Linked DNA regions of Homo sapiens: region 1 is linked to region 2. Evidence: read pairs that join two places in POLR2A ChIA-PET (ENCODE). Cell type or tissue: MCF 10A. All regions are shown on one strand. Links, peaks and the distances in the headings refer to the core of each region. The heading gives the core; the rest is flanking DNA. Region 1 overlaps FRMD5 (FERM domain containing 5). Region 2 overlaps FRMD5 (FERM domain containing 5).

Region 1 (5,384 bases), core at 252-5,251, 52 kb after region 2:
GAGATCGAGACCATCCTGGCTAACACAGTGAAACCCCGTCTCTACTAAAAATACAAAAAATTAGCCAGGCGTGGTGGCGGGTGCCTGTAGTCCCAGCTACTCAGGAGGCTGAGGCAGGAGAATGGCGTGAACCTGGAAGGTGGAGCTTGCAGTGAGCCGAGATTGCGCCACTGCACTCCAGCCTGGGCGACAGAGTGAGACTCCGTCTCAAAAAAAAAAAAAAAAGAAGAAGAAGAAGAAATGGGGCTGTTTTATTGTGGGGAATGAACTGGCTCAGAAGCAAAAATGTGTGAGGAACAAATAGGCATTTTTCTGTAAGAACAGAGCATTTTTAAAGATTTTATCTTTTAAATGGCTCTGGAAGGGGAAGCATATAGTAACTTTATTTCTGTTTGACACTAAATTTCCCCAAGCAACAAAGAGCCAGGATCTTTGAGGACAAATAACAGGAAAAACTTAGGAACCTGTGCAACTGGCAGAGAAGTTTTAATGTGAGCAAATGCAAGATGACACATTTGGTGTGAAGAACCCTCAACTAGCATCAATCACAAACTACAGAAGGGACCTGGGAGTGAGCGGATTATTCAACTCAACAGAACATTTTGGAGAAAGCTATGATATACAAGGTATTATCTTAAGAGCTGTAGTAAAGAGGGAAATATAAAGATGATATAAATAGATTCCCACCCCCTCCTCGATTTCAAAGAGCCTTTAAGGGACAGAACATGCACATTTCAAGGCCAGGTGAATAAATGCTATGATAGAGTCTGCATAGGTTCTAGAAGGGTAAAGAAAGCCTTCATAGAAGAACTAGAATTTTCTCTGGGCCTTAAACATCTGAGAATACCAAGCCAATATGCTGGATAATAAATACAAAAACTAAATTATTCTACTCTTATTTAAAACAAGAGATATTCTTAGTATGGGTCACTATATTTCTTTCTTTCTTTTTTGAGATGGAGTCTCGCTCTCTTACCCAGACTGGAGTGCAGTGGCACAATCTTGGCTCATTGCAACCTCTGCCTCCTGGGTTCAAACGATTCTCCTGCCTCAGTCTCCTCAGTAGCTGGGACTACAGCCGCACACCACCACGCCCAGCTAATTTTTTTTTTGTATTTTTAGTAGAGACGGGGTTTCACCGTGTTAGCCAGAATGGTCTCTATCTCCTGACCTCGTGATCCACCTGCCTCAGCCTCCCAAAGTGCTGGGATTACAGGTGTGAGCCACTGCACCCAGCTAGGGTCACTATATTTTATAAGGTAAAGTAAAACTTCATTTATATAGAGACAGGTTTCTGGACAAATCCCTGGTTTCAAATTCAGAAACACCTTTAAAAAATAGTATTTAAGTTTCAGATCAAGTCCCTGAACACCTGGCAACAAAAATAGCCAAAAGTGCTAAAGAGCTGCACTGGCTATTTGTAGGAAAAGCCTTCTTCCAATCTGCTGACAATGTGTACGACACAAAGGAGAAGACAAGAAGGTAAGTGGAGAGAGCTGTCAGATAGAACAGAGATTAGAAGCAGAAGCAGAGGTTGGAAATGATGACAGAGTAGGCAGCAAGGTTGCAAGTAGCAGACACTGGCACATAAGAAAGCCAGTTACAAAAGAGGGAGAAAAGAAACTCATTCTACAGCCTAATCCAACAAAGAGTTACCAGCTCATAAGCAGCCCTTGAAGGCAGCGAGGGAAGACAGCATGCAAAGAGTGCCTAAGGACATGCTCCTTAGTATCCACACTAGGTGGATACCCAGAAGCGTGAAAACCAAGGCAGTTCAAGGGCCCAGGGGAGAAGGGGCTGTGACAGTGCTGAGCTCTACAGTGACAAATTAAATCATTCAGCTTCATGCCCTGCACCATATATATCTACAACACAGAACACTGACATTCCTAAACATGACCTTGAATCAACAATAGATTAAAGTAAGATAAACATTCTCTGTTTAAAAAGGTACATCTTAGAAATATTCCCTTCAAAATTAAAGTCAAAATATTTGGGGCAGAAATAATAAAATCCTCAACTATACAGCACACTTATTTTTTTAGTCCCCAAATGGCTTAGGCACTGATGACCTAGGACAACAGAAATTTCATTCCATAATGGAACAAGAGGGCAGAAATGATAATTCTATGACGACTGCCTAAAAAAAGAAAAGGTGAGAAGCCACTTAATTACATAAAATAATGAAAAAGGAAAAAAATCCCTGGCACACTAACTTATTCCTCACATCTGAATCTGAGAATACTTGGATTAAGGGCTTGAGCTCTAAGAGAGGAACTGAGACAGGCCCCTGTGTGCAAACATTTTATATCCCTTAAAAATATATAGGCTCAGTGAACAGGAGGAAACTGTTTCTTATTTGTCTCTCTATCCTCCACAGTACTTAGACATAATGTCTAGTATACAACATAAACTTTCAAACTGTAACACTCTTCTCTGCCACTTAACAACTAAATCTTATTTCACTGTGTACTTGCTGCTGCTTTTGATTAGCTCAGAAGAGTAAGGCAGTACCCTCCTACATTTTTCAGCTCTTGACACAAAGATACATCAATGGGGAAATCCTATGTCCTTCCTGACTCCCTACTCTTATGTGATTTACAGATGCAATTTTATCATTATATTCTCTTTTCTCTCACTTCCCACAACCTAGACATTCCAGCTTTTCTCAATATCATAGTTACTTAACTCTGACTCCTTCACAGTCAAAATCTAGGGGCAGATTTCAGGGACAAGTCTCAATGCATTTGGGAGAGATTATGGTTTCAGTCTGGGCTTAAAGTAGACAAACTGTAATGTCCATGGATGCTCTCACAGCCTCAGTCCTAAAGAAAAGTGTAGGGTTCTCCCAAGCTTCACCAAGATTACTGCTTTTTAGCAATAAAGGGCGGCCAGTGGTCTCTCACTATTAGTCTGGCCCTTTGGCTGGACTATTATCATTACCCTTTATGCTTTGAATTGTTTAGAGCTTCTGATATAGGCCATAAATGTGTAACTACTCATCCCAGTTTGTTATGCCAGTCCAATTTACCTGCTGCTGTCAGGGAAGTCCATAAAGTTTGACATTTGACATTTGAATCAGAATGTTAACTTTTCAAAAACTATTATTACTCGTTGCATTAAAATAAGCTGGGGTGGGTGGTTATGAATGTTGCAGGATCTTTGCTTTAAATTTCCAGCCTTTGTCATGGTCTTTTCTAATGGCGAGATGCATTAACATTTCCCATATGGTGTTAAATCTGAAATACGGCCAGCAATCACTTTCCCCCACCATTTTCTGATACCGGACGTAATACTTCTCTTTCAAAGATGGCATGCACATGCTTGCTGAACAAATGAAGTGTACAGGTACATGAGTGGCTAGGGACAGTTCATTCTTCCTGACCATGTCTTTTGTGAGATGCACAAAGCTGCTAGGCTTCCAGATAGTGAGGTCAGTGGGAAATGTGAGAAATTGTAGGTTAGATACAAGTGCAGGAAATACAATCTGAACAGCCTTGCTGCAACATATTTAGATAGTAGTCTGTATACTCTTTCACAGTGATTTTGTCATTTATTTTCCTGATGTAAATAAAGACTTTATTTTCTTGTGTGGTGATGCCTTTTTACTTTGCAATAAACATTTTTGGCAGCAATAAACTTTAAAAAGTTCATGTTTATAAAAATTTAAGTCCCAAATTTCCTTCTCAAGTAAGTTGATTATGAATATGTATACCACACAAAATACTGTATCCACCATGGGGACCACAGAGATGTTACTTCCAATATTAAAACTAGAAGACACGGTCTTTCTGAAGAAGTATCAGTATTACTTCAAAAGTTAGTAGCTACAGGCTGGGCGCTGTGGCTCATGCCTGTAATCCCAGCACTTTAGGAGACCAAGGCAGGCGGATCACTTGAGACCAAGAGTTCGAAACCAGCCTGGCCAACATGGTGAAACCCCGTCTCTACTAAAAATACAAAAATTAGCCAGGCATGGTGGTGGGTGCCTATAATCCCAGCTACTCGGGAAGCTGAGGCAGAGAACTGCTTGAACCTGGGAGGCAGAGGCTGCAGTGAGCTAAGATTGCACCACTGTACCCCAGCCTGGGCAACAGAGTGAGACTCTGTCTCAAAAAAAAAAAAAAAAAAGTATATGGGAGAATGTACATAGGTTACATGCAAATACTATACCATTTATATAAGGGATTTTGGTATCCTCAATGGGTCCTGGAACCAATCCCCCCCAGATACAGAGGGACTACTGTAATTTTTTTTGTATAAGGAGTATGATAAAGGTTGAGGTTATTGCACAAGGATATCCAATTTTTCCTTGGTACCTTTGTTAAAAAAAATCAATTGACTGTATATATGTGGGTCCATTTCTGGACTCTCTATTCTGTTTCACTGATGAATATATCTATCCTTAAGCCTAAACCATACAATTTTGATTACTGGTGCTTTAAACTTAAAATCAATGACAGTGAAATCTCCAGCCTTTTCTTTTTCAAAATTGTTTTGGCTATTCTACGTTCTTTCCATTTCCACATGATTTCAGTTTGTCAGCTTCTTTTTTAAAAAAGCCAGCTAGGAAGAGTTTGTATAGAACTAGTACAACGTATAAGTAAATCTATCTAGGAATACAGTTTTATTTTTGGTTTTGAGATTTTAAACCATTAATTAAATTTCTTTAAAAGACATAGGACTACTCCAGTTATCTTTTTCTTCCTGGGTGAGCTTTGGTTGTTTATGTCTCTCAAGAAATGTCATTTCAGTTGTCAAATTTATTAGCATAAATTTATTCATGTATTTATGTATTTTAATATAAAACAGTCTAAAGTCCACCAATGTATAAAACAATTTTTCAAATAAATATTTTGAAAATTAGGCTTTCTGCTCCTCCCGTTTGACAACAGCATCTTCTTGTGCAGGGCCAGCTGCACCCCTGGGACACCATGGTGAAGGTGAAGGCCAGGGTAAATGAATTTAGTTGTACTGGTCACCTGGTCACCAGGGCTGCTTTTAACTCTGGCAAAGTGGATATTGTTGCCATCAATGATCCCTTTGTTGACCTCAACTACATGGTCTACATGTTCTAGTATGATTCCACCCATAGCAAGTTCCACAGCATCATCAAGCCTGAGAATGGGAAACTTGTCATCAATGGAAATGCCATCATCATCTTCCAAGAGAGAGATCCCACCAAAATCAAATGGGGTGATGCTGGCACTAATTACATCATGGAGTCCACTGGTGTCTTCACTACCATGAAGAAGGCTGGGACTCATTTAGACGGGGGAACCAAAAAGGTCATCATCTCTGCCCCCTCTGTCGACGTCCCCATGTTTGTAATGGGTGTGAACCATGAGAAGTACAAAAACGGCCTCAAGATTGTCAGTAATGCC
Region 2 (5,384 bases), core at 164-5,163:
GAGATGGAAACTACTCCTGGTGAAGATGCTGTGAACATTGTTGAAATGACAACAAAGGATTTAGAATATCCCATAAACTTAGTTGATAAAGCAGTGGCAGGATTGGAGAAGATTGACTCCAATTTTGAAAGAAGTTCTACTGTGGGTAAAATGCAGTTAAACAGCATTGCATGCTACAGAGAAATCTTTCATAAAAGGAAGAGTCCACTGATGTGCCAAACTTCATGGTTATCTTATCTTATTATAAGAAATTGTCACAGCCACCTTCAGCAGCCACCACCCTGACCAGTCAGCAGCTGTCAACATCAAGGCAGGACCTTCCACCAGCCAAAAGATTTTAACTTGCTGAAGGCTCAGGTAATTGTTACCATTTTTTTTTTTAGCAACAAAGCATTTTTAAATTAAAATATATAAATGTTTTTTTCCAGCCATAATGCTATTACACACTTGACAGACTACAGTATAGTGAAACATAACTTTTATATGCACTGGGAAACCAAAAAATCTGTGACTTGCTTTATTGCACTATCCACTTTATTGCGGTGGTCTGGAACTGATTCTGCAATATCTCCAAGGTATGCCTACATATATATAAACCTCTGCTTTTAATGATACTGTGAGGGCCTAGAATTTCATTTGGAGTTAATGTACACATTTGACAAACTTGACTGTTTTGAGAACAATGTTTTTAATCCCTCAAGTTCTCTGTCTGCTGATCAAAATGGACATTAACATCCTAACATACTTTGCATTTTCCTAGTATCTACAAGGCCAGATATTTTTATCTTTTAATTTTTTGAATTTTTAAAATCTAATTTTTTTAATTAATTAACTAATTTTTTTTTTTTTTTTTTTTTTTTTGAGACAGAGTTTCGCTCTTGTTGCCCAGGCTGGAGTGCAATGGCGTGATCTTGGCTCACCGCAACCTCCATCTCCCGGGTTCAAGTGATTCTCCTGCCTCAGCCTCCCAAGTAGCTGGGATTATAGGCATGTGCCACCACCCCGGCTAATTTTGTATTTTCAGTAGAGACGGGGTTTCTCCATGTTGGTCAGGCTGGTCTGGAATTCCCGACCTCAGGTGATCCACCCGCCTTGGCCTCCCAAAGTACTGGGATCACAGGCGTGAGCCACTGCGCCTGGCTGCTAATTTTTTTTAAAGAGATGGGGTCTTGCTCTGTTGTTGTGGCTAGAGTGCAGTGGGATGATCATGGCTCACTGCAGCCTTAACATCCTGGGCTCTAGTGATTCTCTCACTTCAGCCTACTGAGTAGGTGGGGACAATCGGCAATTTTTTTTTTTTTTTTTTTTTTTTGTAGAGATGAGGTCTCCCTATGTTGCCCAGGCTGGTCTCAAACTCCTGGACTCAGGTGACACTCCTGCCTCATTTTTCTGAAGTGCTGGGATTACAGGCATGAGCCTGTAAGGCTTTATTTCTAGAAGCCTTTATTTCATGTAGAAGGCTTTATTTTATTATTTTTTTGAGACAGAGTCTTGCTCTGTTGCCCAGGCTGGAGTATAGTGGCACCATCTCAGCTCACTGCAATCTCTGCCTCCTGGGTTCAAGAGATTCTTGTGCCTCAGCCTCCCAAGTAGCTGGGACTATAGTTGTGAGCCATCACACCTGGCTATTTTTTTTGTATTTTTAGTAGAGATGTGGTTTCCTCATGATGGCCAGGCTGGTCTTGAACTCCTGACCTCAAGTGATCTGCCTGCCTCAGCATCTCAAAGTGCTGGGATTACAGGCATGAACCACCGCGCCCGGCCACAGGCTTTTTTAACATGTGGTGCACCAAAGATTTTTGTATGTAAAATTTTGTGTAAATGTATTTTCATTGTGGAAGCTAATACTTGCATCAGATTTTCAAAGGATTCTCTGACCTAAAATAAGTTAAGAATCACAGCATTAAACTTGTAGAGTTCCTCCATTAAAAATTAGCTTCCCAGGCCAGGCGCAGTGGCTCACACCTGTAATCCCAGCACTTTGGGAGGCTGAGGCAGGCAGATCACCAGGTCAGAAGATCGACACCATCCTGGCTAACACGGTGAAACCCTGTCTCTACTAAAAATCCGAAAAATATGCCAGGTGTGGTGGCAGGCGCCTGTAGTCCCAGCTACTGGGGAGGCTGAGGCAGGAGAATGGCATGAACCCGGGAGGCGGAGCTTGCAGTGAGCCGAGATTGCACCACTGCACTCCAGCCTGGGTGACAGAGGAGACTCCGTCTCAAAAACAAAAAACAACAATAACAAAAAATTAGCTTCCCGACGACAGGAACCATGTCTGTCCCATCATCTTATCTTAGTTCCTACCAAGTAGTAAATAATAAATGTTGAACAAATAAAAATAAGGAAATGAATAAAGAATGGATGAACAAATCACTAATTTATTGCCTCAGCTCACACTATCTCTTCTTTGCCCAGCTTTCTAAGGGTTGGGTCACAGTAGCTCATATGACTGATAATGAGTCAGAGAGGTAATAAGACTTGCTCAATGCAGTTATCACTAAACATGGCTGGGGGGAACCTTTGTAGGAGTGAAAAAGAAATCTTAAAGATGCAAAAGACATTTGTCTTTCTGTACATTTTTAAAGTAACATGTGGCTGGGTGCAGTGGCTCATGCCTCTAATCCCAGCACTTTGGGAGGCTGAGGCAGGATGATTGCTTGATCCCAGGAGTGTGAGACCAGCATGGGCAACATGGAGAGACTCTGCCTCTACAAAATACAAAAAATTAGCTAGGCATGGTGGCACACACCTGTAGTCCCAGCTACTCAGCTGGCTGAGGTGGGAGAATTGCTTGAGCCTGGGAAGTCGAGGCTGCGGTGAGCCGTGATTGTGCCACTGCACTCTAGCCTAAGTGACAGAGTGAGACTGTGTTTGAAAAAAAAATCCACTTTTATGGAGTTTTTTTGAGGCATAGGTTTCCTGGGGGCTTTGGGGTGCTGTGTACTTCTAGGTACTAAGAGGAAAGGCCCAGAGAACAGGCTGCTAAGAGCTTGCTCCAGGTCCCAGGCTTAAGGGGAAAAGGTAATATTTATTACCCTTAAAGTTCCCTGTTTGGCTGTCCAACTCAGCTTATAAAAGTAAGAATGGAGACAGAAATTCAAATAAGAATTCTGCCCAGGAGTAAACACTGTGGATCTCTACTGCATCTTTTTGGAACCTGAGTATATTAGACAGAGCACAGAGGCTACTCTTCCCTAACATCATACCCTGACCTTCAAAGGGGTTTAAACATTTTTATTATCCAATTTCTGCATTATGCTGGCCATAAAGAATCATTTCTATTTATAAGGGAATTATCCACTAAGATTGATCAGGCTATTGTTGAGGACAGATTCCATCTCTGGAATGGCTGCATCTATTCTGCTGAGGGAACTTTCTGCCATGGATGGCTTGGCAATGAATTACCAGAAATACTCAAGAGGAAAGCAAGTTGCCTTCTGTCTCCACTTTACACACAGCAGAAAACCCAAGTGGTTATGGAATACAGTGAATTACCCAGAAACAATCAGTTACCAGAAGCTCTCTAGGATTACAGTGATGACTAACCTCAGAGATGAAGCCTTCCAAGAATCTCTTCTCAATCTTTTTTCCTTTTCTTTTTTTTTTTTTTTTAGACAGAGTCTTGCTCTATCACCCAAGCTGGAGTGCAGTGGCACGATCTCAGCTCACTGCAACCTCCATCTCCTGAGTTCAAGCCATTTTCCTGCTTCGGCCTCCTGAGTAGCTGGCTAATTAATAACTGGCTAATTTTTGTATTTTTAGTAGAGACAGGGTTTCACCATGTTGGCCAGGCTGGTATCAAACTCCTGACCTCAAGTGATCCAGCTGCCTTGGCCTCCCAAAGTGCTGGGATTATAGGCGTGAGCTACCATGCCTGGCCTCAAGAACCTCTTCTCTAAACCAGACCTACAAATGATATTCTTGACAATGGAATGGATTACTTGAAGCACAGAAAACAGAAAGGAAGTTAAACAAACATGAATACAACAGGGAACTCTTCCATATAGCTTTTATGCTGGGCAAAAGAGCCCTAACTGTGGGCAGAAGTTGTTCAAACTTCATTACTCAACGTTAAAAAAAAAATGCTTCAGTGGGTACCTACTATGTGTAAAGCATAGCACTGGGCACGATGAGAGAACTAGGGTGAACAAGATGAGAAGAGTCCATGATCTCTAATACTAGAGATAAAATATGAACACTAATAACTGGAATGCAGGTGGAAAAGAGGTACAGATAATTTAGAAGAGACAGAACATTTGGCTAGTGGCAGTGGGGTCTTGTTGCTTCTGCTTGGTGGATTAAGGAAAGAAGGAAAGAAGGTTAGGGCCTTGGATGCCCAGCTAAGTAGGCTTCTTTTCTTTTTCTTTTAATTTCCCTTCCTTCTTTTCTTCCTCTCTCCCTCCCTTTCTTCCTTCCTAATACTTTACATCCTTAAAAGTTTTAAGTAGAGAACTGAAGACGATAAGAACTGCTCTCTGGAGAAATTAATACGGTAGTAGTGAAGTTTGTAGCAATGGGAATTGAGAGACAGAGCCAACAGATGTTTAGGATATAAATCAACAGGTCCAGGCAACTAACTGTTGTGGGGATCACTAAGAGGGAAGAGTCAAAGGTGACTTGGAGAATGCTGATGTCATTCAAGAACAGGTGCCCAGGAGAGAAATAGAAGAAGGTCGGACAGATGATGTGTGGTTCTGGACACAATGAAGTGTTAGTGAAGCCACCTGACAGGCTGTTGGAAATGTGCGACTGAAGCCCTGAGGAGAGGTCTGGATTGCTGAAGCTATAGATGTGAGACTATTATGCATACAAATGAGCTGATGCCATGAAAGTGGATGAGATCATCAAGGGAGATAGCAAAGGAGGAGGAAAGAGAAGGGTAAAGGGCAGAACCTTAGGGAATACTTGCATTTAGGATAAGAAAAAGACCCTGATGACGCCATCAAAGAAGGAATCATCAGAGCAGTAATCTGAGAATCAGCAGACTGTCACAAAGCAAGAAAGAGGCTCAAGAGGGTGTAGGAGGTCACAACAGAAAATGCTACCCAGAGGTCAAAAAGGATGGGGCTTGAGAAAAATGCCAGCGAGACATCGAGGAGCATTTTTCACTAGACTTTTGGTGGGATCAGAAATCAGAGGTTTCAAGTGCAACAGCTAAAGAGGGAACAAATGGGCTATTCAATTCATATTTGTTGGTGTCCATCTGTCTTTACTGCTTGACTCTTCTTTTTCCTTCCTGAACTCACCATCTGTTCACTTTCACTGCTATGTGCAAATTTCTAAAGACCTTCATTTTAAGGATTCAGCAGATACTGACAAATATTGACTTAATAAATCTCCCTAAGAAATCCTAGATTCCTAAAAGGGTGACTGCTTGTTCA

The links. Peaks named below come from ENCODE experiments on the same cell type or tissue, not always from the same donor. Only the 100,000 strongest peaks of a DNase experiment are listed, where the experiment ranks them.
Region 1: POLR2A ChIA-PET joins it to region 2 with 6 read pairs; 5 of 35 experiments call an interaction of 5 or more read pairs at or near these places.

The regions. Positions count from the first base shown.
Region 1 is chr15:44,058,577-44,063,960 of GRCh38, forward strand. All of the region lies in intron 1 of FRMD5 (FERM domain containing 5), which reads right to left. It also overlaps the pseudogene GAPDHP55. Among named protein-coding and RNA genes, the nearest start is that of FRMD5, 130 kb to the right of the region's middle. In MCF 10A, for the core only: no CTCF peak of the experiment used is centred there; no DNase peak of the experiment used is centred there.
Region 2 is chr15:44,006,802-44,012,185 of GRCh38, forward strand. All of the region lies in intron 1 of FRMD5 (FERM domain containing 5), which reads right to left. Among named protein-coding and RNA genes, the nearest start is that of WDR76, 180 kb to the left of the region's middle. In MCF 10A, for the core only: no CTCF peak of the experiment used is centred there; a DNase peak (open chromatin) is centred at 2,460.